2 separate regions of the Homo sapiens genome follow, and region 1 is linked to region 2. A link is an interaction called in ENCODE POLR2A ChIA-PET data of the cell type or tissue named here. Cell type or tissue: PC-9. All regions are shown on one strand. Links, peaks and the distances in the headings refer to the core of each region. The heading gives the core; the rest is flanking DNA.

Region 1 (15,967 bases), core at 6,896-10,895, 430 kb before region 2:
CCCATCTAGGAAGTGAGGAGCGTCTCTGCCCGGCAGCCCATCGTCTGAGATGTGGGGAGCGCCTCTGCCCTGCCGCCCCGTCTGGGATGTGAGGAGCGCCTCTGCCTGGCCGCGACCCGGTCTGGGAGGTGAGGAGCATCTCTGCCCGGCCGCCCCGTCTGAGAAGTGAGGAGACCCTCTGCCCGGCAACTGCCCCGTCTGAGAAGTGAGGAGCCCCTCCGCCCGGCAGCCACCCCGTCTGGGAAGTGAGGAGCGTCTCAGCCCAGCAGCCACCCGTCCGGGAGGGAGGTGGGGGGGTCAGCCCCCGCCCGGCCAGCCGCCCCATCCGGGAGGTGAGGGGCGCCTCTGCCCGGCCGCCCCTACTGGGAAGTGAGGAGCCCCTCTGCCCGGCCAGCCACCCCGTCCGGGAGGGAGGTGGGGGGGTCAGCCCCCCGCCCAGCCAGCCGCCCCGTCCGGGAGGGAGGTAGGGGGTCAGCCCCCCGCCCAGCCAGCCGCCCCGTCCGGGAGGTGAGGGGCGCCTCTGCCCGGCCGCCCCTACTGGGAAGTGAGGAGCCCCTCTGCCCGGTGAGGAGCCCCTCTGCCCGGCCAGCCGCCCCGTCCGGGAGGGAGGTGGGGGGTCAGCCCCCCACCCGGCCAGCCGCCCCGTCCGGGAGGTGAGGGGCGCCTCTGCCCGGCCGCCCCTACTGGGAAGTGAGGAGCCCCTCTGCCCGGCCAGCCGCCCCGTCCGGGAGGGAGGTGAGGGGGTCAGTCCCCCGCCCGGCCAGCCACCCCGTCCGGGTGGGAGGTGGGGGGGTCAGCCCCCCGCCCGGCCAGCCGCCCCGTCCGGGAGGGAGGTGGGGGGGTCAGCCCCCCGCCCGGCCAGCCGCCCCGTCTGTGAGGTGAGGGGCGCCTCTGCCCAGCCGCCCCTACTGGGAGGTGAGGAGCCCCTCTGCCCGGCCAGCCGCCCCGTCCAGGAGGGAGGTGGGGGGGTCAGTCCCCTGCCCGGCCAGCCCCCCTGTCCGCGAGGTGAGGGGCGCCTCTCCCGGCCGCCCCTACTGGGAAGTGAGGAGCCCCTCTGCCCGGCCACCACCCCGTCTGGGAGGTGAACCCAACAGCTCATTGAGAGCGGGCCGGGATGACAATGGCGGTTTTGTGGAATAGAGAGGGGGGAAAGGTGGGGAAAAGATTGAGAAATCGGATGGTTGCGGTGTCTGTGTAGAAAGAGGTAGACATGGGAGACTTTTCATTTTGTTCTGTACTAAGAAAAATTCTGCCTTGGGATCCTGTTGATCGGTGACCTTACCCCCAACCCTGTGCTCTCTGAAACATGTGCTGTGTCCACTCAGGTTTAAATGGATTAAGGGCGGTGCAAGATGTGCTTTGTTAAACAGATGCTTGAAGGCAGCATGCTCGTTAAGAATCATCACCACTCCCTAATCTCAAGTACCCAGGGACACAAACACTGCGGAAGGCCCGCAGGGTCCTCTGCCTAGGAAAACCAGAGACCTTTGTTCACTTGTTTATCTGCTGACCTTCCCTCCAATATTGTCCTATGACCCTGCCAAATCCCCCTCTGTGAGAAACACCCAAGAATGATCAATAAAAATTTCAAAAAAATAAAAATAAAAATAAAAACCAAAATCATATCAAGTGTTTCCTCAAACCACAACAGAATAAAACTAGAATTCAATAACAGGAGAAACTTTGGAAATTTTCTTTGGAAAAATAGCTCCTGAAGGACCATTGGGTCTATGAATTAGTCAAGGACATAAAAAATGTCCTAATCACGCCTGTAATCCCAGCACTTTGGGAGGCTGAGGTGGGCAGATCACCTGAAGTCAGGAGTTCGAGACTAGCCTGGCCAACATGGTGAAACCCCATCTCTACTAAAAATACAAAAGTTAGCCAAGCATGTTAGCAGGCACCTACTCAGGAGGCTACTCAGGGGGCTGAGGCAGTAGAATCACTTGAACCCAGGAGGCGGAGGTTGCAGTGAGCCAAGATTGTGCCATTGCACTCCAGCCTGGGCGACAACAGCGAGACTCCATCTCAAAAGAAAAAATTACTGCTTAATTCTACCAAACTTACTAAGAACTAACACCAATTCTCAAAGTATTCAAAAAAAATTAAAGGAGAGGAAATTCTCTCTAACTAATTCTACAAGGCTCACATTACCCTGATACCAAAGCCAGACAAGGACACACAAAAAAAGAAAAATATAGGCCAATATCCCTGATGAACATGGAATCAAAAATCCTCAATAAAATACTAGGCAAATAGAATCCAACAACACATCAAAAAGATAATACACCATGATCAAGTGGGATTTATCCCCGGGATGCAGGGATGGTTCAACCTATGCAAATCAATAAATGTGATACGTTACATCAAAAAAATGAAAGACAAAAACCATATGTTCATCTCAATAGATGCAGAAAAGGCATTTGATAAAATTCAACATTCCTTCATGATAAAAACTCTCAACAAACTAGGCATAGAAGAAATGACCCTTAACATAATAAAGGCCACATATGACAGACCCACAGCTAACATCATACTGAATGGTGAAAAGCAAAATTTATTCTCTCAGAATTGGAATGAGAAAAGGATGCCCAATTTTACAACTCATATTCAACATAGTACTGGAAGTCTTAGCTAAAGCAATCAGGCAAGAGAAAAATAAAAGGCATCCAAATTGAGAAAGAAAAAGTGTCCCCATTTACAGATGTCATGATCTTGTATATATAAAAACCTAGACTCCACAAAAACTTCTTAGAACTGATAAATGAATTCAGTAAAGTTTTAGAATACAAAATCAACATAGAAAAACTAGTAGTGTTTCTATACACTAAGAACAAACTGATTGAAAAAGATATCAAGAAAGCAATCCCATTTACAATAACTACACCAAAAAACCTAAAAATAAATTGAACCATGGAGGTGAAAGATGTTGAAGGAAAACTACAAAACACTAATGAAAGAAACTGGAGAAAACACAAACAAATACATTCTCATAAATTGGAAGAAATAATATTGTTAAAATGACCATATCACCCAAAGCAATCTACAGATTCAATGCAATCCCTATCAAAACATCAATGACATTTTTCATAGACACAGGAAAAACAATTCTAAAATTCATATGAAACCACAAAAGATCTCAAATAGCCAAAGCAATCCTAAGCAAAAAGAACAAAGCTGAGACCTCACAACACCTGCCTTCAAAATATACTACAAAACTACAGTAACCCAAACAGCATGATATTGGTATAAAAACAGACACATACACCAATTTATGAGATTAGAGAACCCAGAAATAAATTCACATTTTTACAGCCAAATGATTTTCAACCAAGGTTCCAAGAACATATATTGGGGAAAGGACATACTCTTCGAAAAATGGTGCTGGGAAAACTGGATACCAATGCAGTAGAATGAAACTAGATTCCTATTTCTCATCATAGACAAAAATAAACTCCAAATGGATTATACACTTAAACATAATGCCTAAACTATAAAAATACTAGAAAAAAACATAGCAGAAACGCTTCTGAACATTGGTCAAGGCAACAATTTTATCACTAAGACTTCAAAAGCACAGGAAACAAAAACAAACACAGATAAACAGAACTATACCAAACTAAAAAGTTTCTCCACAGCAAAGGAAACAATCAACGGAGTGAAGAGAAAACCCGCAGAATGAGAGCAAATATTTGCAAACCATTCATCTGACTAGGAACTAATATCCAGAATATGCAAGGAACTCAACTCAACAATAACAACAAAAATTCCATTAAAAAGTGGACATATGTTCCAAATAGACTTATCAAAAGAAGACATACAAATGGCCCACAGGTATATGGCAAAAATGCCCAACATCAATAATCATCAAGGAAATGCAAATCAAAACCACAGTGAGGTGTCATCTTACCCCAGTTAGAATGGCTAGTATCAAAAAGGCAAAAATAACAAATGCTGGCAATGATGCAGAGAAAAGGGAACTCATACACTGTTGCTGGGAATGTAAATTAGAAGAGCCATTATAGAAAACAGTATGGAGGTCTCTCAAAAAACTAAAAATAGAACTACCATATAATCTAGCAATCCCACTATTAGGTATTTATTCAAAGGAAAAGAAATAAGTATATAAAAGGGATCCCTGCACCCCCATGTTTGTTGCAGCGCTATTCACAATAGCAAAGATATGGAATTAAACTGTGTTGTACACCAGACAAGTGATACAGAAAATGTGGTATATATACACAGTGGAATACAATTCAGCTATAAAAAGGAATGAAATCCTGTCATTTGCAGCAACATGGATAGAACTCAAGGTCATTATGTTAAGTGAAATAAGCCAGGCACAGAAAGAAAAATATCACATATTCTCACTCATATGTGGGAGCTAAAAAAAAAAAAAAAAGTGGATCTCATGGAAATAGAAGATAGAATGATGGTTACCTGAGGCTGAAAAGGGTTAGGAAGGGGGCAGTCAACAGGCACAAACATGCAGTTAGATTGGAGGAACAAGGGCTAGTGTTCTACAGCACCACAGGGTGATTATAGCTAACAACAACATATTGTGTATTTCAAAATTGCTGGAGGAAAAAATTTCTCCAACACAAAGAAATGATAAATGTTTCAGGTGATAGATATCCTAAAAGACCCTGATTTAATTACTACGCATTTTATGCATGTACCAAAATATCACATATACCCCCTAAATTATGTACAATTATTATATATACAATTTTCTAAAAGATAGCTGGAAGAGGCTGGGCATGGTGGCTCACGCCTGTAATCCCAGCATTTTGGGAGGCTGAGGTGGGAGGATCACCTGAGGTCAGGAGTTTGAGACCAGCCTGGCCAACATGGTAAAACCCCATCTCTACTAAAAACACAAAAATTAGCCAGGCATGGTGGCACGCCTCCATAGTCCCAGCTACTCGGGAGGCTGAAGCAGGAGAATTGCTTGAACCTAGGAGGCGGCGATTACAGTAAGCTGAGATGGCACCATTGCACTCCAGCCTAGGCGACACAGCGAGACTCCATCTCAAGAAAAAAATAAAAATAAAAAGATAGCTAGAAGAGAGAGTTTTAAATGTTATCAGAAAGAAATGATAAATGTGTAAAGTTTTGAATATGCTAATTACTTTGATCAGTATACAATGTATACATACACTGAAACATCACAACTGTACCCCATAATTATGTATAATTATTATGTGTCAATTTTAAATAAAATTTCAAATGAGTTTGTATTACAACTGAATATTAAAGCCGGGGGAAAACTAATTCTAGAGGAAATAGTTTCTAGTCATAAGCAAGGGGAAGTCAAAGAAAAATCCTCCAAAATGACACTCACTTTGAAATTTAAAATATCCCTTATATTCTGTGGGCTTAGTATATCATCCTCTTCACATTCATATCATTTGAGGAATGCAAGGTGTTCACCACTGAAAGGAAATCTCATCTCATAAATTTAAAAGCAGATGATTCAGAGAATGATGTGCATGTTGCCAAATGTTTTTTAAAAAGGACTACTTAAAATGTTTCTAAAATTTTGATGTTTTCCTAGAATATCGAGTATTTTACATGTCACAAAAAATTAAGGTTATAGGGCAGAAAAACTTAAGACTAAAAATTAGAAGCCACTTGCCATTTAAGGGTAAGCAGAAATTAGAGAATAAAAGCTGTCAAGCAACACAATGGAAAGACATGAGTATTTACAAAAGATGTATTTCTATGGTTTGGGTACCAAAGAAGAGCCTTTGAGAATCATCAAGATAGTCTTGTCTGGGCCAGGCATGATGGCTCATGCTTATAATCCCAGCATTTTGGGAGGCCGAGGCTGGAGGATCACTTGAGGCCAGGAGTTCCAGACCAGACTGGGCAACATAGCAAGATCCATCTCTACAAATAAAAATTAAGATTACCTGGGCATGGTGGCACGTGCCCCTAGTCCCAGTTTCAAGGGAGGCTGAGTCAGGTGGATCCCTTGTTTCTGGGAGTTCAAGGGTGCAGTGAGCCATGATCACACCACTACATTCCAGCCTGGGTGTCAGAGCCTATCTCTAAAACCAAAAATAAAAGATCACAAGATGGTCTTATCTGGAATTCCTGCCCTTTATACTGTCTCTCACATATGTCAGGCTATGAATCCTAGAAGGTTAGCTTTTGTGCTCAGATTCCCTGTTTTCTTCTGTCATCAGTTCACACATGTTGGGCAGGGGCAAGCAGGACACAGTAGTCACTGCCTACACATGAGCAAAGTGATTATTATTTCCAGCAGTGGGACTGGACAAGGCCACCCCCTGTGTTTCAGGCCCCAGGCCACCTGAGGACCACAGACAGAGGGAAGATGAGTCCTAGCTACTGCCCAAAAACCTTCTGCTAAAATCAATAAAGTATATCAAAACGTGCAGAACAGGAATCAACACCTGGCAGAACATTCCAGAGACACTGTGGAGCCTCTTTGATAAATGCCATAGGAACAGGCTTCCTCATGGCTGATGCAGTATGAAAAAACACAGACACCAATGATTCCAAGTTAGCTGCTTCCAAGACCCAAGAAGTCCTCAGTTCTATACCTTGTAAATAAATTCTCCTCAAGTTGTCCTATTCCAAGTGTGCCAACTGTTTCCTGATGGATGGGACCCTGACTAACACAACGAAAAGCCCAGAGGTGAGGGAGAAAACTCTGCAAAGACCCTGAGGTTGGGGGCTGCTTGGAGGATTTAGGGAACGAGGAGGAGCCAGGTGTGACTAGAGAGGAGTGAACAAGCAAGCTGGTGAGAGCCAGAGAAGACATCTAGAGGGCATGCAGACAGGCAGAACAGAGCAGGCAAAATATGGGAAGAAACTGGGCTTCTGCTCTGGGCCAGATGGGAGCCACTGTAGATTTTAAGCAGAGGAGTAACGTGGTCTGGTTTACATTGAACAGAAGCCTGCAAGGATGAGAGATTGAAGGGACAACAGTGAAGTGAGGGACAACAGTGAAGTGAGGGACAACAGGTGGGGGGGTGTGGCGGTGGCAGTGGGGGTTGGGGGGGTTAGTGCAATGGTCCAGGGAAGAATGATGAGGGTCTCAGAGCAGGTGACAGCCGTGGAAGCAGTGAGCAGTGGTGGAATTTGAGAATGATTTAAAAGATAGAGCTGACAGGACAGGGGTGGTGACAAAGTGACACATCATGGATGGCTACAACAGTTTTGACCAGAGCCCCTCGAAGAATGGAATTACTGTTTATGGAGGAGCAGAGGAGTGTGGGAGTAACACACCTGGTGGTCTGTATCAATAGTTCAATTTGCCACATGTTAAGTTCAAGATGCTTATTTCATCTCCAAGAAAAGATGTCAGGCAGCTAGCCGGATACACAGTTTGAAGGTCTGGGAGTGGTCCTGGCTAGGCATATACATTCAGGCATCCTCAGTGCTTACACATAGTACTTAAACCCATAAGACTAGACCATCACCAAACCAGAAGTACAGACAGAAAAGCTAGGAGGTCAGCGCACGAAGCTCTGGGCTGCTCCACACCCTCTACTGTGGCCCCTCCTGCAGATCAAGTGAAAATCCAAGATTGGGCCAGGCTTTCCTAGCTTGCCTCAAGGGTGAGGGCTGTGTGGTGGGGGTGAGCAATCTGCACAGCCCCTGCAGCCCCGACACAGTCTCACTGCTGCTCTGGCCGGGACAACCTTGGTGGTGTCTCCTCTGCAGCTCTGCTTCTGGCACAAGAAAGGCAGCCAGCTCTCTCATCCACCCGGCCGGCTTTCTCTCTCGACTACTGTCAGTGAGGAGCACTGCTACTTCCAACTTCCAGTGAGAAAAGGAAGTCAGGGAAGTGTGAAGCAGCAGAATTTAGAAAGGGAAAAAATACTTCCTACTTCATCCCCACTACTTGGTCCTTTCCCCAAATCTGTTCTTCATTTCTCTCTCTTTTTCAGGTCTCCATTATTCCCAACTAGACTATAAGCCACTTGCAGGCAGGCCTGGATCTTATTCCCCATTGTCTGTCAGTCCCAGAAGACAGTTGCTACTCAGTAAGTATTTGATAAATGAATAAAAATGGGTACTAATTTTCTCACATTCTCTCTTCTTTGCTTTCAATCTTTTTTTAATGAAAATAGATATCTGTTCAGGCCTTTCTACTTTTACTATTGTCAAATATTGCCTAATTTATAAATCTTGCATTGACTTTCCTTCTCTGCAGGGCAAAAGAAGGAAAGAAAAATTACCCATTGATTTTGTAGAACTTCTTAATCAAATCTTGTCTCTTTGCAAAATCTCATTCTCAGTAAAGATGCTTATGAAAATCCCTCAGAAAAATATCACATGCGTAATAAAACACAACTTTTTAAATGGATTTCAGTCTGCCCTTCCTCACCACACTTCTTGTTCTGTCATTACTGAAATATTCCTGGGAAGTTTCCTCACCACAAATAATGCCCATGAGAAGCAGCGTGATAAGAGTCATTCACGTCCCAAGAATGTGGGTGTGTTGACAAACTTCAAAACTGGCTGGGTGACCTGATGATGTCTTATGCAAATGCCATTTTAAAGGAAGAAGCCCTTTCTTGGAGGTCTCATGCCTGGGTGTATGCATTTATGAAAGAGTCCTGTGCAGCAGTACAAAGAGTTGAATGCTACTTCTTGCGGGTTCTGCATGATTCTCAGGCTCGGTTATCTTTTTTTTTTTTTTAAGAGTACTGCCAGTTATATATTTGAGAGCCCCTTTGAAGAGGCCTCTGCCTTACAGCATAGGGTTGATTACTTACAAGTGTTCACTCCAATTCCCTTCCTCCTCAAGGCTCCACAGTCAGAAGCTACAGCCATGGGAAGCTTTGAGTATTTCTCCTTTCATGTCCGTCCCCCACACCCCACCTCTTGAACCTGTCCACTGGATAATGGTTAAGTGTTTCCACCAGTGTTATAAGGTAAATCCTGATTTATAAAATTGAATTAGCTGATGAATAACTGATTTTTTAAAAACGCAACATTCAGTTCAAGATTTCTGCAATTTGTGACATCAGCTAGGATTAAAGCTGAGTCTCTAAAAGGTAAATGAAGCCAAATAAAAAAATGAAAAACTGGAATCCAAGGGTATTCTGAATCCAAAAAATATGTACATATGCTAAAGGTGATATTTTAAATCACTTTTGAGATCACAGAAATCATTCCCCAAAATGGTACTGGAACAATAGCACGCAGACTTGTGGGAAAAGGAAGCTGTAATATTAATAATTAAGTACCATGGACTCTGACATAAAATGCTTAGGGTCAAATTCCTACTTTGGTACTTAAAAACCATATGGCCAATGACAAGTGATTTAACCCCTCTAGGTTTCAATGTCCTTTTCTGTAGAAGGAGAAGAATAAAATAACCTACCTTATAGCATTGGCATGAGGATTAAATGGGCTTATGAGAACCTACATACAGCAAACCCAGTTAATGTTAATTTTATCATTAAGTCTATTGCCTCATTTCCTTCAGCAAAATAAATTCCAGATGAACAAAGATATCAATGCAAGGAATAAAACCATTAAAAGTACTAGATTAAATCATAGGTAAATAGTTTTATAATCTGTTAGGCATGATATAAAACTCATAAGCAAAAAAGATAAGGATGTAGGGGGAGGGTGAAGAATGATAAAGATAGCTATACTGATTAACAAACATTGAAACATTTTAGTGCTTTAAATGAAAACAATAGGGCCGGGCGCGGTGGCTCACGCCTGTAATCCCAGCACTTTGGGAGGCCGAGGCGGGCGGATCACGAGGTCAGGAGATCGAGACCATCCTGGCTAACACGGTGAAACCCCGTCTCTACTAAAAAATACAAAAAATTAGCCGGGCGTGGTGGTGGGCGCCTGTAATCCCAGCTACTCGGGAGGCTGAGGCAGGAGAATGGCATGAACCCAAGAGGCGGAGCTTGCAGTGAGCCAGGATAGCGCCACTGCAGTCCAGCTTGGGCGAAAGAGTGAGACTCCGTCTCAAAAAAAAAAAAAAAAAAAAAAAAAAAAAATGAAAACAATAGTTTCAATATGTATCACAAAGAGCTATCCCTCATATACAAAGAGTTCTTAGAAATAAGTAAAAACAGGCATACAACTCTGTAGAAAAACATGAATACATAATTCATGAAAAGAGGGAAATACAAATATCACCCTTCCCTACAAAAAACTTGGCAAGATCACTAAGAATTAAAGACAATTGTGTGTGTGTGTATGTCTGTGTATGTCTATGTAGTATCCAATTGGTAACGTTTAAAAAGGTCTTAATACCTCACATTGGTAAGAGTTTACAGAAATAAGCATTGTGACTCACTAATGATCAAAGCATACAACCTTACAGAGGTCCATTTGACCACATCTACTAAAATTCTATGTGTATTTCTCTTGATCCAGAAATCATTCTGTAATTCTATTGCTGAAATTTTGCCCTACAGATGATAGACAGAGTATTGCACATGTTGTACGCAAATGTGTTTAAAGACTGTTATAGCACTGTGTACATGAGGGAAAAAATAAAAATCCAAGAGCCTTTCAAAAAGAACAGAAAAATAATTATGGTGCATTTCTACAAAGGAACAACATGCAACTGTTAAAAAGAATGAACTAGATCCATGCACTGACATGGAAAAATATTCTAAAATATTGAGTGAATGTATTAGTTTGTTTTCACACTGCTGATAAAGACATACCAGAGACTGGGTGATTTACAAAAGAAAGAGGTTTAATGGACTCACAGTTCCACGTGGTTGGGGAGGCCTCACAGTCATGGTGGAAGGAGAAAGGCACATTTCACATGGTGGCAGACAAGAGAAGAATGAGAGCCAAGTGAAAGTGGTTTCCCCTTATAAAACCATCAGATCTCGTGAGACTTATTCTCTACCACGAGAACAGTATGGGGGAAACTGCCCCCATGATTCCGTTATCTCGTACTGGGTTCCTCCCACAACATGAGGGAATTATGGGAGCTACAGTTCAAGATGAGATTTGGGTGGGGACACAGCCAAACCACATCAGTGAATAAGTCAGTTTCAAAACAGTATATACCTAAGAACATCTCTGAAAGAGAACTGTGGCAGTGTGCAGCTGTGCCCCTCAGTGCTCCCTTCAAGAGAGCGTAGATGACTGACAGCCTTCAGACACTGCCCCTTCAGATCTGTGGAAGATTCACACACCCCAGGCTGCTCCCACCCAATGGCTGCAGCTGGAAGCAACTCCTTCCCACCTTCCTTCCTCCCCATCTCCTTCCACAGGCATCACACCTGCACTGGGTCTGAAGGCTCTGTGCCTACAGTTACTCCCTTTCCCCTTACAAGTCCTTCCCCCAGTAAATCTCTTGCACATGTGTTTCTGGCTTGCTCTCTTCTACTTGAGGGATCCAAACCAGCCCCAAAGACACACCCACTTACTAAGTTATAAATTTAGAGCTGAGATGGAGGGAGGGAGGTGGGCAGAATAAGAGAAATTATAGATAACTCACTTTAAGTTATACAGTTCTGCAACATAAAGCATTCCTTAAAACGTGTGTGTGTGCATGTTTTAAACATATTAAGCTCAGTCTTGTGCAAGTGGCAATTTCCTTATTTCCACACTTGAAACCATATATCCCAACATGATTAAACTAGTTGACAGTGTTTGTGTTTCCAGTCCAACCCATGGTATTGAACAGACTTGAAAAAGGTTGGCAGTTTTTACCTACTGGATCAGCCTGGGAGGATGCCGTGTTTTTCTGTACAGAAAATGTAACCTCTTAGGTTCTGAGAGAGTGTAGATACTTTAATGATCTATTTCCAAATGCAAAAAGTAACCAGTGTCCTGAGTAGAAAAATCATACTACCATCCCCGGCTGACAGACAGACACACTGAAGTATATATATGAAGTAAATTTGCTCAAAATCCCCCATTAGGGAGATTGAAAGTAGAAAGAGGTGACCAAGAAATACCACGGTGTATGAAAAATTTACTCACAAGAAAGCGTAACTTCTGTTGATGCACATCTTCTCAAAAGCTGGCATTACACATGAACAATGAAACCTCAATCACTCTTTTCTGAGAATTATTTTGTCTTACATTTTTCCAAGTGTTCTTTATGTCTTACATTTTTCTATTTGCAGAAGCCACTTACAATTGTGCTTTTCTTTAGTTGACATTAAATGTCATATTCAGGCTGCATATATTTTATATGACTGTCTTCATCTTAAGTCAACAGTTTAAAATAATCCAGATAGTTAATTGCCTCAATGACTCTAGATCTAAGAACAGAGCTAGGTATTCTATTTAGCGATCTCACCAACCCTCTTTCTTTTAACAAAAATAAAGGAAGAGAGGGAGAGAAGAAGGAAGAAAGGAAAACAACTATAATTTAGTTCTTTAGCATGTAATTTTAAAAGAAATCAATTTAAAAATGCTTTCAATCATATTCATTACAAATAGGAAGTACTATCACTAGCAGCATAAATTTAAATAGTTGTACAAGACTGTACACCCAAATGTGGACAAAGGACCAGCAGTATTGACATCACCTGGTAGCTTGTCAGAAATGCAAAATCTCAGGCCAGACCTTAGACCTCTTGAATCTGCATTTAAATAATATCCTCAGGTGATTCATATGCACATTCAAGTTTGAGAAACACTACTATATTTAAAATATATGATATATTTTTGTCTCTTAGGATACTACCAATAAATAAAGGAAATATTTACTGGTTCCTATTACCAATAGGGCACTCTGCAAAACCATGAGTAGGATATAAATATGAAAAAGATCCCAGCTAGCATGTATAAGATACTAACTCTCTACAAGGTGCTTTGCTAAGTGACGTACATGCATTTATTAATTGAATCCTCACAACAGCGCTAAGAAAAGGATTATATTATTATTCCCATTCACAGAGGAGGAAATTAAGGATAAGAAAGTTGACAAGTAATTTATCCAAACTGACCCAGTTAATCTGATGTGTAGCCAATATTTGAAATCAGATAAGTCATTAACCAAAGTTCACATGACACAGTTTCCTTAAAGCTTGGAGCTCATACCAAAGTGGACATTAAAGCATTAAAAATTGCTAACAATTATAAACTCAATAAAATCTTAATTAAAAATAGGATTTTATTAAACTTGACAGGCTATTTGTAAAGAGAAAATGTATGTGATTTATAAAAAAAGTTGTTTTAAAAAGCACAAATATATACCACAAGATTTTCAAAAACACTATAAAGCTACAGTAGTTAACTCAGAGTAATATTGGTTTAGGGAAAAACAAACAAAAAAAAAGATCAATGAAACAGAATAGAATCCTGACACAGACCCTTTTACAAACAGGAATTTATTTAATGATAAAAACAGAATTTCAAATGAGTTGGAAAAAAGATGAATTATTAAATAAATGCTATTGGATCAGCTGTCTAAAACTTTACAAAAATATTAAGTTACATCGTTACCTTCCACTTCGTATCTATCAAGTGGAAAAAGGGGCAAACCCTTTGACACAGGAATACCTCTCCTCAGATTCTCTTCCACAGAAATACTCACACTTGAGCAGGAAGATGAATGTGTGATCTGCTCTGAAGCAACGTTGCTAATGCTGAATGTCCATCAATATAGGAAAGGATGGATAAATTACATTCTATTTCTACTTTAGGATAACATGTAGCTGGCCGGGCGCAGTGGCTCACGCCTGTAATCCTAGCACTGTGGGAGGCCAAGGCAGGTGGACTGCTTGAACCCAGGAGTTCAAGACCAGTCTGGGCATCATGGAGAGACCCAATCTTTACAAAAAATACAAAAAAAAAAAAGTCAGGTGTGGTGTCATGTGCCTGTAGTTCCAGCTTCTCAGGAGGCTGAGGTGGGAGGATCACTTGAGCCCAGAAGGTCGAGGCTGCAGTGAGCCATGATCATGACACTGCACTTCTGCCTGTGTGACAGAGTGAGACCATCTCACACACACACAAAAAGAATAACACGTAGCCATTAACAAAAGAGGTATCTAGAGACAATGGAAAGATCTCTAAGACTTGGAAAGTGAAAAAGCAAGCTGTACAATAAGTATAGTAAGATAATTTGCATATTTAAAACATATGTATATGTATGTATTATGTAAAACTATAGAAAAGAAAAACAAGCCTTAGAATGGTATTATCAAACTTAACCTTCCCTCTTCTGAGTGGGAGGAGGGAGGATGGTGATGGCACGTCTACATTTCACTTCACTTCTATATTGAGTGAGAATGAGTTGTTATTATTTGTATTATTTTTAAAACACAAAAATAGAATACAACGTGGAGTGCACAAATGCAGAGCGACCAGTACAACTAAAATGAGGAGGGAAGGAAGGCTATGAAGCCACCAACACAGCTGTTGGAAAAGAAATTCTCTCTTCATGTAGCTACAAAGAAGCCTGCTTGGAGGAGGGGATTTCTCCAGCAAGGCCATGATATTCTATTTGTTTTGGTTTGGGTTTTTTTCCCCCCATTTTACACATTTTTTAAGCAATCAAGAAGGATTTTCTCCCCCAGCGAAAGGAGGGCCAAGGCTCACAGTTCCTGTAAGTGAGCAAGACCACACTCACTAAGATTCTCTTCTACTGCAGCCAATGAATGCCCCAGTCCTTTCCCACAAGGAAAATACACACCTTCTTCTTGTTAAATACAGTACCACTGATTCCCCTTTGAAAACCGTAACAGTTCTCCTGATTCGGTTTTGTCCTCAGGACAAAAGGGTTACAAAAACATGAGAGATCCAGGAACACCTCTGCATGTGTTCCTGGTCTGTTCAGGTTAAAGAAAAGGGTAGAGGGGGAAAGAACCAGTGTTTATGTGTTCTCCCCAATGCGGCTCGGGTCCCTGCGGAAGAAACACCCAAGACCAGCCTTTTTCTCTCAAAGCCACCTTTGATACAAAAGGCTTAGCCACACCTGCTGGGACAAACGGGAACTGGGACCAAGATGTAAGTCACAAGGAGGCAATTTACAGCAGAGAACTAGCTCTTCCTACAATAAAATGTGAGGTGGTGAGCTTCCTGCCACTGGAGGCACTGAACAAATGCTACGGGGAAAACAAACTGAGTATTTCCTGAAGATTCTGAATAGAAGGCTGTGTTTGGAGTTTGATGCTTTGAAAGCTCAAGAAATGATTCTCAGACACAGCGGAGTTTGGGGACATCAAGGGCTCTGAGTGCATTTTAAAGCAGCCCAGGAGAGAGACAAAGCAAGACCATAATGAAACACCCCACCCAGTCTTAGAGTTTGAGCTACAGCACGGTGATCATGAGCAGACTCCAAACCCAAATCCTGATACTGTCACCTGCTAGCTGTGTAACCCTAGAAAAGTTACAAAACCTCTTTGGGCCTCAGTTTCCTCAATAAAATATAATAAAAAACTAGTACCCGCCTCACCCGTGAAGCTTAAATGAGCTAGCATATGTCAAGTGCTTAGAATAGGGGCTGGTTCACAGTAAGTATGAACCATTATTATTTGCAGACAAGGAAACTAAGAGGTGATAAGTAGTTTGACCCATGTTCCAAAGTCAGTTTTAATCTTGGGAATAAAACCTAAAAATTTCTTTCTCCTCCATCAGAATTCCTTCTAGCTCAAACTAAGTATCCTACATTCAATTCTATCTTCTCTGCCTTCATAGACCCTTCCATTTACTTCTCTTGAATATCTTGTTCCCAAAGTGTTTTCAAGGCAGGTCTGTTACCAAGCCACTCCATCAGCAGCACCTAGCACTGTGCCTCCCGCAGCAAGGCAGGCAGGATGGATGGACGGATGCAGGCATGCATGGGTAGGTGGATGAAGGGCAGATGAAGAACTATCGAGAAAGGAATCGCGGTGTCAGGGGTAAAGCCCTGGCCTGCGAGAGCCGGGCTCGGATTTCAGTGCCCTCACAGCTAGCCATATGGCCTTGGACAAGTTACTGAACCCCTCCGTGCCTAGGTTTCCAGAATGTAGAGGGCCACTTCCACTCAAGTGGCTGGAGAAGA
Region 2 (14,355 bases), core at 10,192-14,191:
CAAAGCCACACCTTCCTGTGGGTTCCTTTTTCTTTAAAACTCCAGTCAGCTCCATTCACCCACATGTCGCCAGAGGTAAAAAAGCCAAAAGGGAGAGTGTAGGTGTCACCGTATTGGTTTCATGCTCTTTTGCTGATGTGCAGTGATAGAAACTCTCAGGTGTGGTTTTCACCTATGTGTTGTCTCTTAGATCCTAATAGTAAATACTGTGTCCTGAAGAGTAACTTATTTATAATCATGGACCTTGCCCCTACTTTTGACAAATGTTCCCATCCTCAGCTTTTGTTCCTGTTTTACAGATGTTTGCAACTAAGATCTATAGAGATACAATTGGATTTATATCATTAAGCCAACAGACAGCGAGGTGTATTCTCGTGAGCTTCTAATTCTGTCCTGGACTAAAGTCGGCTGTTAGAATGTTCTGGATTGCACCAGAAGTGACTCTGGTTCTCCATTTAAAATCAATTTCCATTCATCCCCTCCTTTCTTCCCTCCCCCCTTCCCTGCCCCCACCCTTCCTCCCTTCCACAGATATATATAGAGCATTTTCTAGGTGTGAAGGGTGCCCACCTCTTGAAACAGAACCCAATTTGGGATTCCCCTCATTCCCAAGGAGGCCCTTGGTTCCAATTCGTCCTCCCACCACTGCAGCCCCTCAGGCTGGCTTCTGGACACATGTGTCCCTTTTTCTTCTCTCTCCAGTCAAGTACCTCTTTCCCCAGCGAAAGTCTCTTTTCTTTCCTTTTCTTTTTTCTACTAGTCTATTTGCTTATTAATATACCCAAATTTATCAATGTCCTTTGCAAATCTTCCTTTACACAGAATGAAAACTGGTGGGAACTAAGATATTGGCAAATCTAAAGTCCCCTCTATTTTTAAGGAACTATAAATTGTGTGTGTGTTCGCAGAATCCTAGCAGGCTATAGTTTAAAGCAAATCTCCCTGACTTCCTCTTAAAAATGTTATTTTTCTTTGAACATAACCTTGGAATTAAAATCATGGAGGAAAGTTATAAACTTAAGTAGAAATCCTATCCTCTTGAGTCCATAACCATACACTATTCACCACGACCACCACCACCACTACTGCTACTATGTAAAGCTATTTAGTGCTGACCTGGCATCAGGTACTGTTGTGTTTTACATGTACAATTCTTTTAATTCTCACAACAACTCTGTGAAGTAGGCACTATTATCATCACCATTATCCCCATTGATAAGAGGATAATGCTGAGACAAGAACAATCTTGGTAGGTCAAGTAACCAGTATGAGCTCACACCACTGGTAAGTAATTGAGCCAGATTTTGAGCCCCAGGAGTCTGGACTTACAGCCTGTTCTTGTCAGGCCTCCCCCATGCACCACAGGCCCTACCCCAGAGTCCATGTTCTTACCTACTACTTGCTGTAGCTGATAAGAACAAAGGTGGAGTTGGGAGGCGAAGAGGTGAAAGGCAATTTTGTAAGTGCTAAATGTATTGGGTATCAACTCATTTAATCCTCACAACTCTATGAGGCCCATACTATTATTATCCCCATTTGTAGCTAAGCAATAGAAAAGTTAAGTAATTTGCCCAGTGGGGAGCTGGGATTTCCACACAGGCACTGAAGTCCATGTAGTTAACCAGAACACTCTGCTGCTTTTCTACCAAGACAGGCAGAAAACAGTAATCTGGCTCACACTAACCATCAAGAGAAAAGGTGTACTGTTCTTACCTCTGCCATTCCCTCCACTATCTTCTGCTTATCCACCTGTAAGATTCCATTCTTTGCTGTGCGAGATACACGAAGCTCGTGCCAGTTGCCCAGGGTGAGGGGATCTTCACTCCTGTGGAAGGAAGATGTGATATTATTTTTATGTATCGAGTTGATTAGGATAAGGAATGCCCAGATAGCTGGTACAACATTATTTCTGGGTGTGTCTGTGAGTGTGTTTCTGGTAGAGATGAGCATCTGAATCAGTAAACTTAGTAAAGATCTGCCCTCACCAACCTGGGCAGGCATCATGGAATCTGCGGAGGCTCTGAACTGAACAAAAAGGAAGAGGAGGGGGGAAGTGCTCTCTCTTCTTGAGTTGGGACATCCACCTTCTCTAGCCTTGAACATCAGTGCTCCTGGTTCTTTGGTCTTCAGACTTGGACCAAGACTTACATCATCAGCTTCCTGGTACTTGGGCCTTTGACTTGGACTGGAACGGACATCATGGGCTCTCTGGTTCTCAGGCCTTCAGGCTTGGACTGGAAATACACCACTAAATTTCCTGGGCTGCCAGCTTGCAGATGGCAGGCCAGGGGACTTCTCAGCCTCCATAATCATGCAAGCCAATGCCTCATGATAAATCTCTCTACATGTCTATTTATAGCCTATTGGTTCTGTTTCCCTGGAGAACCCTGATGAACATAGAAGGAAACCAAGCATGGGTTAGCATGTTATGGATCATTTTTGTCAATCTAGCCATGAGGAAACTAATGCTAACCTTAGGCACACCAATCCATTCAGTAAAAAGAAAACACTAATTACTGCTTAGTAACAACAGCAGGATTACCTACTATTTATTGGATGCCTTCATACAGTAGGAACATTGCATTTATTGTTTTATTTATTCCTTACAATGAGCCTGAAATGGGGTTCAGTGAGTCTGGTGAAATGGGTTTTCTAGATGAGAGGTGGCATGAAGATAAAATATGGTCATAATTGCACACAAGCTTGGAAGAAGAGAAAAATTGTAAGAGCTATGATGTAAAAAACAAATTATTTGGCATACCAATGTCTGTAACATACTTTGAAACGCATAAAAAATAAGAAGGACCTTTCTGCTATAGGCCTGAGTGGTTGCTGTTGAAAAGGGCAAGTTCCTGAAACCTGGGAAACTGGTGGTGGTCCTGGCCAGATGCTACTCCGACGCAAAGCTGTCATCGTGAAGAACATTGATGATGGCACGTCAGATTGCCCCTACAGCCACCGGATATCCCCTTGGACAAAACTGTTATCAATAAAGATGTCTTCAGAGACCCTGCTCTTAACCACAAGGCCCAATGGGAGGCCAAGGTCAAGTTTGAAGAGAGGAACAGATGGGCAAGAACAAGTGGTTCTTTGAGAAGCTGCAGTTTTAGATACTTTGTTTTGGTCATTAAAATTTTTTTTTAAAAATTAAGAAGGATGGATGGACAGATATAATAATGGCTAGATATGTGATGAGGCAAATATAGCAAAACGTTAATTACAGACTATAGGTGCTCGGTATCAGGATGCTTACTGTACAATTCTTCCAATTTTTCTATATGTTTGAAATTTTTCATAATAAAATATTGGGAGGGAAATAGATTCCATATTTTCTGATATTGTAAAAATGATTAAAATTACATTAAAAGTTCAATTATTCATTCAAAGTGGAAGTGCTTAAAGTTTAATGATATTTATGCAAGTTTTACTCATTACGTTTTATAGTGAGGTGTGCAGAAAGAGACTCATTATTGCATTTGTATTTCTAGCAATGTCTAGTTCCTGGCCCTCGCTGAACTTCCCAATTATCTTGTGGTCCTGGATCATCTTTAGAAAACCATGAGGAATACCAATGGGCACAATTATTGAAAGGTCACCACCCCCTCACTTGATTTTTGCTTTGGCAAATGATTTTGTGATCTGTTCTTAGCAATTAGAATTTAATCACCTTGGCTAAATCAATATGCAATAAAGAAATAAGCAGCCCTTTTTAAGTGGTCTATCTCCATAACAGAGCCATTTCATGTTTTTGTACTGCAGAGGTCATTTGCTGTCAATATGCCACCTTCCTCAACATCCTTTTATCGATCACAGCCATCAAGAACTCATTCCAATTGTCGTGATTTTTTAATCAAGTTCATAATGAATTTGCCCATCTTATCCTATTCCTAAAGTTAAAATGATCTGGCCAATTCCACAACTTCCTGTAGTTTGAGTTTTCACTGCATTGTCTTAATTGAGCAAGAAGTCTTTGAAATGGTTTTCAAAATAAACAGCTTCCAATGGGGCATCTGAAACACCAAGAGTAATCACTGTTGTTAGCTTACGCTCAGGAGGGGATAGGATAAGGGGGCAGATGGTGGTTTGTCCCTCAGAAACTCTTGCCTCATTTTCATCACCTAATTCTTAAAAATTCTTTTTCCAGTTGCCTTTGCTGACAGGCAGTGAAACAATAACTTAGTAAATTTACAAAAAAAAATTAAAAGCACCTCGTGTCAAAAATAAGCACAGAGTTATGAAAGAGAGAAATGCTGGACTTCTAAGGGTTCCATGTGCTTGTGACCCCACAGCTGGAGCTGCCACTGCAGAGAGGCAGTGTGGAGGGGGTAGTCTGTCCAGGAGGAGGGCTGATGAGCCCAGAACCTCTCCTGGATCTTTCTGGTCATTCCCTATCCAGGAAGAAAACCATTTAAAAGTGCAAGGTGATATTCAAGGTGTCTTCCTTTGTCAACTTGACATACAGTTCTAAGTGAATTGCTTAGGCTATTTTGCATAATCATATGTAAATTGAATCAATTAAATCCCCACCAAAGTTGTCTTGAAATATAGGATGTTTTTGCATAACCAGAGGTACAACAATATTTGTCCGTTCCCCTAGAGGGGAAGGTGTCACTGATGTGCAGGAATTCAGCCACAAGGACAAAAACAAACCATCCTTTTTAAGAACTGTTAAAACCTAATGCAGTGAGCATTTTCTATCAGCCAGGAAAAATGATCAGTAGTTAAGGGCAATGCATGGTTGTAGCATCTCACCTACATACTCTTTTTAAACATGACAGTCTAGCAATATGGATAAAGATTGAAAACAGTTTGCAATATTCTTTGAAACAACAGACTAACTGATACCCTGTTACAGGGCACCATGGAGCAAAACATCCTAGTGAGTTTCAAAAAAGACGAATTAGACAAATGTAGGAACAAGAAGCATGTCTGCATGCGATTAGTGGCCCCTCTGGCTTGAAGGTTAAAACTACCATCAACACAATAAAAAGATGGGAGACATAAACAAATAAAAGCGTCTGCATCTACCAACTACAGGCTCCAAGGAACAATCGACCTGCTAAGTAATTTAATAGTACAAACTAGATAACAGTAGGAAAGTTTTGACTACTTACACCAATTCTGCAAATACCAGCAAGTACTGCAGAAGCACCCATTTCCTGCTATGCTATTGAAACCACTCATCACACATCTTTCTTGAGCATATTGCTTAGGGAACGGGTCTCTGCATTGCTGATGATTCACTGTCAATTTCCATTAAAGAAATAGTTCAAGAGGAAAGTGAATATTTAGAGTGAGGTCATCAAGGATATTTTTGTTCAAAAATATTTGTTAATACTTTTTTACTAGTTGACATGTATTTGCTGGGTGCCCATCATGTGATGCTCTGTATGAGATGCTGACTAGTTACAGTTCATCAAGTTTCTGCGGATGACATGACATAACTTTAGGTGGAAATGGAGGCAGTTTACCTCCACCTGAAGCAAGTCCATTTTCCATAGTTTGAAGCATACAATTGCTACCTGTTGGGTAGTTATTTGAGAAAAGGAAGCCTTGTGGGCAGGAGAGCACTCTCTATAGGAAGCCTGTCATCTGCCTGAAGCAGGACAAGTCAGGACAAGTTTCAGAAGATAAGCATGTAGAGAAGACAGGATGAGTGTGAGCTGTTGAATGGCGATTTGGTTTTTTTCTGAAGCAGTTACTATTTGCCTTTTTAAGGGAAAGAGTCCCAGAAGTTTTCAGCCCTCACCTGAGGACACCGGTCCCAGAGCCACAGTCAAAGCGGAACTCCACGTGGCCCCCTGCCAAGTTGATGGACAGGAAGTCTTTGCTGCCTGTGTCATAGCTGTACAGGAGGACACCATCTCCTGAGTCTGGCCGAAATGTGATCTCAAATTCCATGAAGGAAAGGTAATGCTGGGGCTCCAGTGGCCAGGGAGTTGCAGCGTAAGATCTCAGAGACTCTCTGAACTGAGGAATGGTCAAGGTGAAAGCTGAAAAAACAAGCATGGTGTTAGAAATCCCTCTGTGGCAGAAACTGGCCAGATGTGCACCCATAGCTGTGTTCTTTCCCTCCTGGGTACAGACCTAAACTACAATTCCCAGCAGCCCTGCAGTTAGGTTGGTGGTGTGACTGAATTCTGGCCAGTAGAACATGGGTGGAAGAATCATAGAGCACCCTAAGTCTGGCCCCTAAAACTTCCCTCCATCCTCCATGCTCTTTCTCTCCTCTCACGTGCTGGCAGGATGCAAGTATCAGTGGAGGACTCTAAGGCCCTAGAAGAGCCATTAGATGGAAGGAAACTGTGTCCCTGTATAACTGTGTGGAGCAGAACCCCCTCTCTCACCACCATCTTTGACCTGCAGTGATTTTGTAATATGAGCAAGAACCAGCCTTGATTATGTAAGGCTACTGAAATATGAGCTGGTATGTAACAGCATTGGCTTACCCTGACTCACATGCCCTCTTTTAGGTGACATGAGATTTGAGATCACAAAAGTTTTCCCCAATATGGTATCTTAGGTCCAAATCTGAATTAGGGAAGAATTTGACTAGTTTTGTGATCTTAGCCTCAGTTTTATTTTCTTTTTATTTTAATTTCAGAATTCTGCAAAAATGATTTTCCAAAATCACTTTTGGAACCCTCCATGATTTTCCAAAATCTTTGAAATTTTCTGTTATTATTTGCCTGTGTGAGCGCACATATGTGTATTTGTGTGCATGTGTTTCCATGTTTATATACACATGTGTGTGCATGTATATATATTTACATACTCTCTGTATATACAGTATTAAAATGTGGCATAATTTAGTAGAACAGTACAAAAAAAGGTTACTTTTGTCCCATCACATTGTTAACGTTTCTGTGTCTACCTTCCCTATCTTTTTTTTTTTTCCCAAGATGGAGTCTCGCTCTGTCACCCAGATTGGAGTACAGTGGTGCTATCTCGGCTCACTGCAACCTCCGCCTCCTGGGTTCAAGCAATTCTCCTGCCTCAGCCTCCCGAGTAGCTGGGATTACAGCTGTGCACCACCACACCCAGCTAATTTTTGTATTTTTAGTAGAAACGGAGTTTCACCACGTTGGCCTCGTGATCCGCCCACCTCGGCCTCCCAGAGTGCTGGGATTATAGGCGTGAGCCACTGCGCCTGGCCTCATCTTCCCAATCTTTTATCAGAAATTGACAGAAATTCTAAAGAGCATGAGCCTGAGCTTTAAAGGCTTTGAATTCAGTCTGATACAAACCATACCAATACAGGCTTTTTAAAAGTTATTCAAGGGCCAAGAGGAGCCCACTGATTCTTAGCATCTTGAAATGAACATATGTTTGGCTGAGGGACGGAGGTGCCCTGCAGTAAGAAGTGCTGAAAGGCTCAACATCAGATGAGTGAGTTCTCATTACCAAACAAATTTTGGCACTCAGAGACACTCCAACCTTGTTTAAAAAGTTTCCCCCATCTCTCCCAACAAAGCAATGTTGATCCCATAAAAATGTATGGGGCTTTGTTAGATTTGTTAAAAGTACATTGATGAGGCCTGGCGTGGTGGCTCACGCCTGTAATCCCAGCACTTTGGGAGGCCGAGGCGGGTGGATCACTTGAGGTCAAGAGTTTGAGAGCAGCCTGGGCAACATGGTGAAATCCCATCTCTACTAAAAATACAAAAATTAGCTGGGCGCCTGTAGTTCCAGCTACTCGGGAGCTGAGGCAGAAGAGAATCACTTGAACCCGGGAGGCAGAGGTTGCAGTGAGCCGAGATGCGCCACTGCACTCCGGCCTGGGTAAGAGAGGGAGCCTTTGTCTCAAAAACAAACAAACAAATTAACAAAGAAACTATATTGATGATAAAGTACATCTACACAAATTAACATGCAGATAGAAACCGCCTTCAACTTGCTTCTTTCTCACCATCTTCACAGTGTCGACCTTTAAACCCAAGGGGACAGAGGCAAATGTAGGAGTCGGCTTTGATTGCTGTGCAGGTGCCACCATGGATGCACGAGGCCTCATCACAGATTCCACTGCTGCATTCCCCTAAATACAGAATGGGAATTACAAAGCCAATCCTCCATGTGTGCCAGTCCAACACAGTGGCGCTGACCCCACCAGCAGCTCATGGTTCTGAATAAATACATTTCAGTTCTTACTCCTGTTGATTTGCAGCTCTGCACAACTGCAAATGGGCTTTCAGGATAAGTGGAACCTGCTCTTCATTTTAATTTGATTTTGGTTTGTCCTGTATGAAGAGCCATAGAGACTTTAAAAAACATGATGGACACAATAAATCAAATAATACATTTCTGGGCAATTTTATGACCACTAACTGGGATGACTAAGCTGTTTCTGCTTTAATTCATCTCTCTCTTGCTCCCAACAGAGCATATTTCAATCCCTCCAATGTCAACAGGGTGTTTATGTTAAAAGCATTCTAAATTGCATGACCCCAATTAGCTTAAGTGCTGCTGCCTTGTTGGTTCAAAGTTGAGACAAGCAAGGTAGGCACAGAAGGAGTTACCCAGCCACGTCTAAGCTGATTAACTCACCTGGATTGTCAACTTCTCTGTCTGGGGTAGGGAGCAGGGAGGGAGGGCCCCATAATACATTGGCACATGGGTTTCAGAATCCCTATTTCTACTTCCAAAGTTACACCCTGATGAGGGACAGAAAGGTGGCCTGTGGTAAGAAGGCTGAAAGGCTCAACATCTGATGAGTGAGTTCTCTTCACCAAACAGATCAGAGAGATCCAGAAAGGGTATCCTTTGTCATTTTCAAGTGCAGGTCATCAGAGGAAAACAAATGGACTTTTCATGGGCTGTTTTTCTTCTGCTTCTTTGTGTTTTCTCTTTGTGTGTAAGAAATCAGTTAGACAGATGGACCACCATCTGGCCCAGAACCACATGAGGGAGTACAAAACACTTTTTCTGGGGGTGGAGGTAGAAGGGCGTGCCTCTGGAAGTGAAGGGTCCAGCTGTGCTCTCTCCCAGTCTTCAAGGCTGCCCTCTGCATGAGCTGGTAGCCCACCCTGTGAGGGCAGGAGCCCTCCTTGGCCTGAGTGTGTCATCTCGGCAGGATGAATCTCTCACCCTTCCCTCCTTGAATTGGTCCAGTCTTTTCATAAAGACTCACTGGGAGGAGGGGTAAAGGCCAGGCACCCAGGTTAGACCCAGGAGAGGAGACTGACTTCAGGGACTGCTAACAGAATTTGATTAAAGCCCGTGCAGATGGCTTGCCTCCCCAGCTGGGGGTGGCTAGCCTCTGTGAATTCCAGCTGGTGGCTACTGAATGTTCAGGCAGACATGACCAGTGGTCTCCAGCCACAGCCCTAAGAATGTCACCCCCAGCATTCACAGCCTCCACAGAGATGCTGGCTGACTTTGATCTTAAAGAGCCAAACTCTCAAAGGTCCCTGAGCCCCGCCAATTTCTGTGGGTTGTGATTCCTTCCCAGAGCTTGGCTGGATCCACAGGAAGAAGCGGGATCCTTGTATGTTATTTTAGATGTACAGAAAAGGATTACATTACAAGTCTTATGCATTTTAACCATTTTTTAAGAGGTGGGGGTAGGGGAGGGGAGGTCATGAAAGCCAGATGGAGTTGCTGACTTGGTGAAAGCAGCATTTCAACAAGATTACTCTGGGAATGGCATGCAAAACAGACTGGTGAGTGATAGGAGTGGAGGAGATGAAAAAACTCCTATAGGGAGTGAACAGGATGGCCACAAAGAAAATGGAGAGACTGTGAAGGATCAGACATCCAAGGAAGTAAGAAATGAGAGATTCATTCTAGAGGCTGAAAGGCAAGAACACTCCTCCAGCACAATCTCAAGGTTTGTAGCTTGAAAGACTAAAATAATGGTGCAGGAGGGAAGAAATGAGAGTGGCTGTGAACAGGACCTGGCTTCTGCAAAGCAAAGGGAGAGGTTGCTTTGGTTGGATTTAAGTCTAAGGTGACTGTGGAAATACCCAGTGCTGGTATCAGGCCTTGAAAGAAAGGAGAGAGGTTCCCAGAGTTTCCAAACCAGTGTGGGTACAAGGTCACACAAGGCATGGCACCTGTGTGAGCTGGAGAGAACCTGAGCATGGGTGAGTAAGCCACAGCAGGGGCTCTGTGAACCGAGAAGGAAAATATATTGCATCTGTATCTTCCCTAGCCTCTGCCTGGAGCTGGGTATGTATTTCCATCAACTTTCAATACAGGCAAGATACTTCTAGTGTTAGTAGTTCTTGTGAGTTGTGACCAATAGACCTCACAGCTGTTGTCACCTTCCATTTATTGCACATTTTTTGAAGTATCATTCATACTTGTTGCTACTTTGAAGTCATGGGAGTTATTTCACCCACCATTAAATAATTCTGTTCTTAATATGCTTTATAAAGGAGCACATATATTATTGTAAAAGCAAAACTTTAAAAATATGTGATAGAGCTGGGTTTCAATATAATTGTTTCCCCTTATAATATTACATATATTATTTTTCTCCATTTAAGAACATCATTATGAGAAGAGGTCCATGGGCTTCCCCAGACCACCAAAGGGGGCTGCAGTGCCAAAAAGGTTAAGAATCCCTGGGCTACTGAGAAGAGAGAACCTGGCGGCGAGGGCCCAGGGCAGCCAGGAAGGGTGAGTGCAGAGTGTAGCTGAATAGGTTCATTTTAGGGGGAAAACTCTTAACTCAAGAGTGATGGGGAGGAGAGGTGGGTGTGGCAAGGTCATGTATACACAGACCTCATTATCAATATGTAAAGTCACTTTCACCAGCGCCTACCATAGGCCAGTTGTTGTGTAGGTTTCTGCTAGATAAGAAAGCGAGAGGTAGAAGAGAAATAAGACTCCTAAGGAGGGGAAAGAATGTGGAACATCATGGGGTGGAGTTCCTTAAAGAGACCATGAACAAGGAGAAACTTCCCTGTCCCCAACCCCTAGTCCGTAACCGAGGCCCACCTATTTTTCCCCTAATGATCTGTCAGATCCGTCTCTGTTTCTACCACCACCACCACCTGGATCACACCGTTATTTGTCATGTGACCTACTGCAATAGACCTCAGCTGGTCTACATGTATCCCTGAAAGCCCCGTCTAATGAGCTGTCAGAAGATCTTCTCAAATCACAAACTAGATCATGGCACCCATCTCCCCCTTCCTCTTCCCCTGGAACAAGCCCTTCCCTCTGCCTGGAATGTCCTTCTTTCCCTTCTCCACATTTTCACTCCTACTCTTGCTTCATATTAACTTCCTCTTCTGAGAAACTCTTTCCCTGGCCCCCAGACCCTACAACCTCCCTATTAAACATCACCACTGCAGCACCACTTCTCCTCCATAACACTTACCCCAGGTGTAACTTCACCTTCACTGTGTGATTACTATATTAATTTGGTCTCTCCACATGGCAACTATATGAGGACTGAGCTGGATCCTGTCTTGTTCATTACTTGATCTCCAGCACCCAGCACTGTGACAAGCACTAAGCAGGTGCTCAGTGAAGTATTTATTGAGTGAAATGAGGAAAAGAGCTCGTAAGCCATAGTGAGACCCATGGTCACCGCAGACCCCCTGAATCTCAAATACCCTGGGAAGTGGCTCTGTGACTGCTCCAGCAGAGTGGGGATATCCAAGATGGGATTGGCATAAATGAGTGGTGGAAATATAGGTTTGAGAATCTGAATGGAAATAATCAAGAGCTGGACCAGAGAATGCAAAATTTGCTGAGATTTCTGACCAACTATTCTAGAATGTGACTTGCAGAGAGCACAGGAGCTGGGAACAGTCTAACGAAAGACAGGATATGAAGTGGAAGGAACTGAGTAATGCAAGCCCCTCTGGGGAATAAAAACGGGTTTAGTGGGAAGGCAGAGAAAAAGTCACAGTTGAAGATGGCAATGACAAGTTAGAGATATCAGATGGAGAACCATGACCTCCCTGGTGAGGCTGCGTTTGACTTACAAAAACTTGAATTTCAGGAGGACTAACCCAAAGGACAGCAAACATGGAAGCTGAGGAAGGATAATCAGCCCCACTCTTATAACCCCGGGGGAAATGAAATGCGAAGAAATGTAAAACACCAACATGGCTGACACATGCCATTAATATTCACAGAGGGAAGTCTATACAGTAATCCAATAGCTGTATCCAGGGAGCTGAAGCCCACAAGAGAGGTCCTTTTGGTGCCACCTGCTGGAAAAGTGGGTATCGCACTGTGTCAGAATTAACAAAGCTGGCAGAAATCAGTTCTTGCCCAACTTTACAACCTCTGAACTACCTGTCAGAGGTTGCCATGCCATTTCAGGACTACCAGGTTTATTCAGGGCTGTTCCCCTGAAGAAACAGATTATAGCTGATTTGATGGGAGGGTTAGAATATGAATAACAATATTAATAACAGGAAACATTTACGAAATGTTTGCGATGTGCAAAGCCCTATTCTAAGTGCTTTTTACACACCACAACTCATTTAAACAAAATAATCTTATGAGGCAGCTACTATTTCTAGATGGGGAGACTGAGTTGCAAAAATTTTTCAAATCCAGGCAATCTGCCTTCAGAGTCCAGGCTCATAAGCAAGGCATGTGACTCCTGATGGAATGGCTGGTTCTTATGTTCTGAATCATCACAGAAAGAAGATGGATTTTGGAGACATTGTCCTACCATAGTGACAGCTTTAATAATTGTTTCAGTCATTGCTGCTTACTGTTTACTTTGACCAAGTAATCAATGGATGGTAAACTATTTTTGTTAAGTAAACTTCATCTTTTATAGTTATAACAATGGCATCACCTATAGGAGTGAACAAGGTGGAGGGAAACAATTTGGTAGCCATTGATGTAGCTGATTTTGGTAAGAGGGTAGTCACTTGTGCCAGAATGGCTGAGGTCACATTAGACTCTACCACTTACTAGCTGTGTGACCTTGGGCAAGTTACTTAACTGTTCTGTACCATTGGTTTTTTGTTTTGTTTTGTTTTGTTTTTTGTTTTTTGTTTTTTAAGACAGTCTCACTCTGTTGTCCAAGCTGGAGTGCAGTGGCACAATCCTGGCTCACTGCAACCTCTGCCTCCCAGGTTCAAGCAATTCTCCTGCCTCAGTCTTCTGGGTAGCTGGGATTACATGGGTGTGCCACTAAGCCCGGCTAATTTTTGTATTTTAGTAGAGACAGAGTTTCACCATGTTGGCCAGGCTGGTCTCCAACTCCTGACCTCACGTGATCTGCCTGCCTCAGCCTCCCAAAGTGCTGAGATTACAGGCATGAGCACTGTGCCCAGCCCCATTGGTTCTTATCTGTAAAGTAAGGCTAATGATAGCACCTACTTCACAATAACCTTGGAAAGATCAAAGTAATTTAGAATGGTGCCTACTTAAAGTAGGTGCTCAACTAATAATATTAGCTACAAGAAAAACAAACAAAACAAAAAACTGTTCTAGGAGTCATGAGGATCGAATCCTACCTCTGACTGAGGAATGGAGAAAGGGATGAATTGATATGTGGTCAAGAAAATGCAGCAAAATGTTAACGGTAGAATCTAGGCAGTGAGACTATGCTGTTCACTGTGCATTCTTTCAAAATAGCATCTTAGAGATGGAGGGAAAAGAGATTCAAGGAGGAGACTTGCCATTTCTTGCCAAGGACAAAGTCATGAGGATGTGACGCTTAGAGTAGTGAGTGAAAAGGAGAGTATCATAGGGATATCGACCCAGAGTCCTGATATCATAGAGACCCTGTTATGAACTGAACAGCTTTTCCCCCAAAATTCACAGTTGAAGTCCTAATTCCCTGTATTTGGAGATAGTATCTTTAAGGAGGTATTTAAGGTTAATTGAGGTCATAAGAGTGGGGACCTAATCCAGTCCGATTGGTGTCCTTATAGGATGATATTTGGACATACAGACATACCAGGGGTGTGCACACATGGAGGAAAGATCCCACGAGCACACAGCGAGAAGGTGGCCATCTGCAAGCCAAGGAGAGAGGCCTCTCCAGGAACCAAATTGGCTGGCACCTTGATCTGGGACTTCCAGCCTCCAGAACTGTGAGAAAATTAATTTCTGATGTTTAACTTGCCCAGTCTGCAGTATTTTGTTATGGCAGCTCTAGTAGACAGTCCCTGAATTAACCAACCTGGGAATTATCTACCTGCTGCCTTCAGTGATAGAATAAATGTCCTTATTGCTTTAAAAATAAGCCTAGCTCTGCCTGCTACTTTCAATAAGTTATTTAACTTCTGCAAGCCCCAGTTTCCTCATCTGTAAAATGGGCATGATAATAACTTCTACCTCTTAGCGTTAGTGTGAAAGTAAATGAGAGAGCATATGAGAAGATGTTTGGCACAGCGATCACAAATTAGAATGTGACCACTTCTTTAAGAA

Evidence for each region. Peaks named below come from ENCODE experiments on the same cell type or tissue, not always from the same donor. Only the 100,000 strongest peaks of a DNase experiment are listed, where the experiment ranks them.
Region 1: POLR2A ChIA-PET joins it to region 2 with 7 read pairs; 3 of 35 experiments call an interaction of 5 or more read pairs at or near these places.

The regions. Positions count from the first base shown.
Region 1 is chr5:38,846,753-38,862,719 of GRCh38, reverse strand. All of the region lies in intron 1 of OSMR (oncostatin M receptor), which reads right to left. Among named protein-coding and RNA genes, the nearest start is that of OSMR, 8.7 kb to the right of the region's middle. In PC-9, for the core only: no CTCF peak of the experiment used is centred there; a DNase peak (open chromatin) is centred at 8,459; H3K4me3 peaks cover 1,115 bases; H3K27ac peaks cover 2,496 bases.
Region 2 is chr5:38,418,647-38,433,001 of GRCh38, reverse strand. It overlaps EGFLAM (EGF like, fibronectin type III and laminin G domains), which reads right to left. Exons shown (of 22, transcript NM_152403.4): 13 at 7,910-8,035; 14 at 5,750-5,993; 15 at 1,714-1,825. It overlaps EGFLAM-AS1 (EGFLAM antisense RNA 1), which reads left to right and starts at 5,626. Exons shown (of 2, transcript NR_046737.1): 1 at 5,626-5,910; 2 at 7,921-8,147. It also overlaps the pseudogene LOC124901186. RefSeq lists an enhancer at 5,205-6,404. In PC-9, for the core only: CTCF peaks have their summits at 11,952 and 12,155 (motif pointing left); no DNase peak of the experiment used is centred there; H3K27me3 peaks cover 10 bases.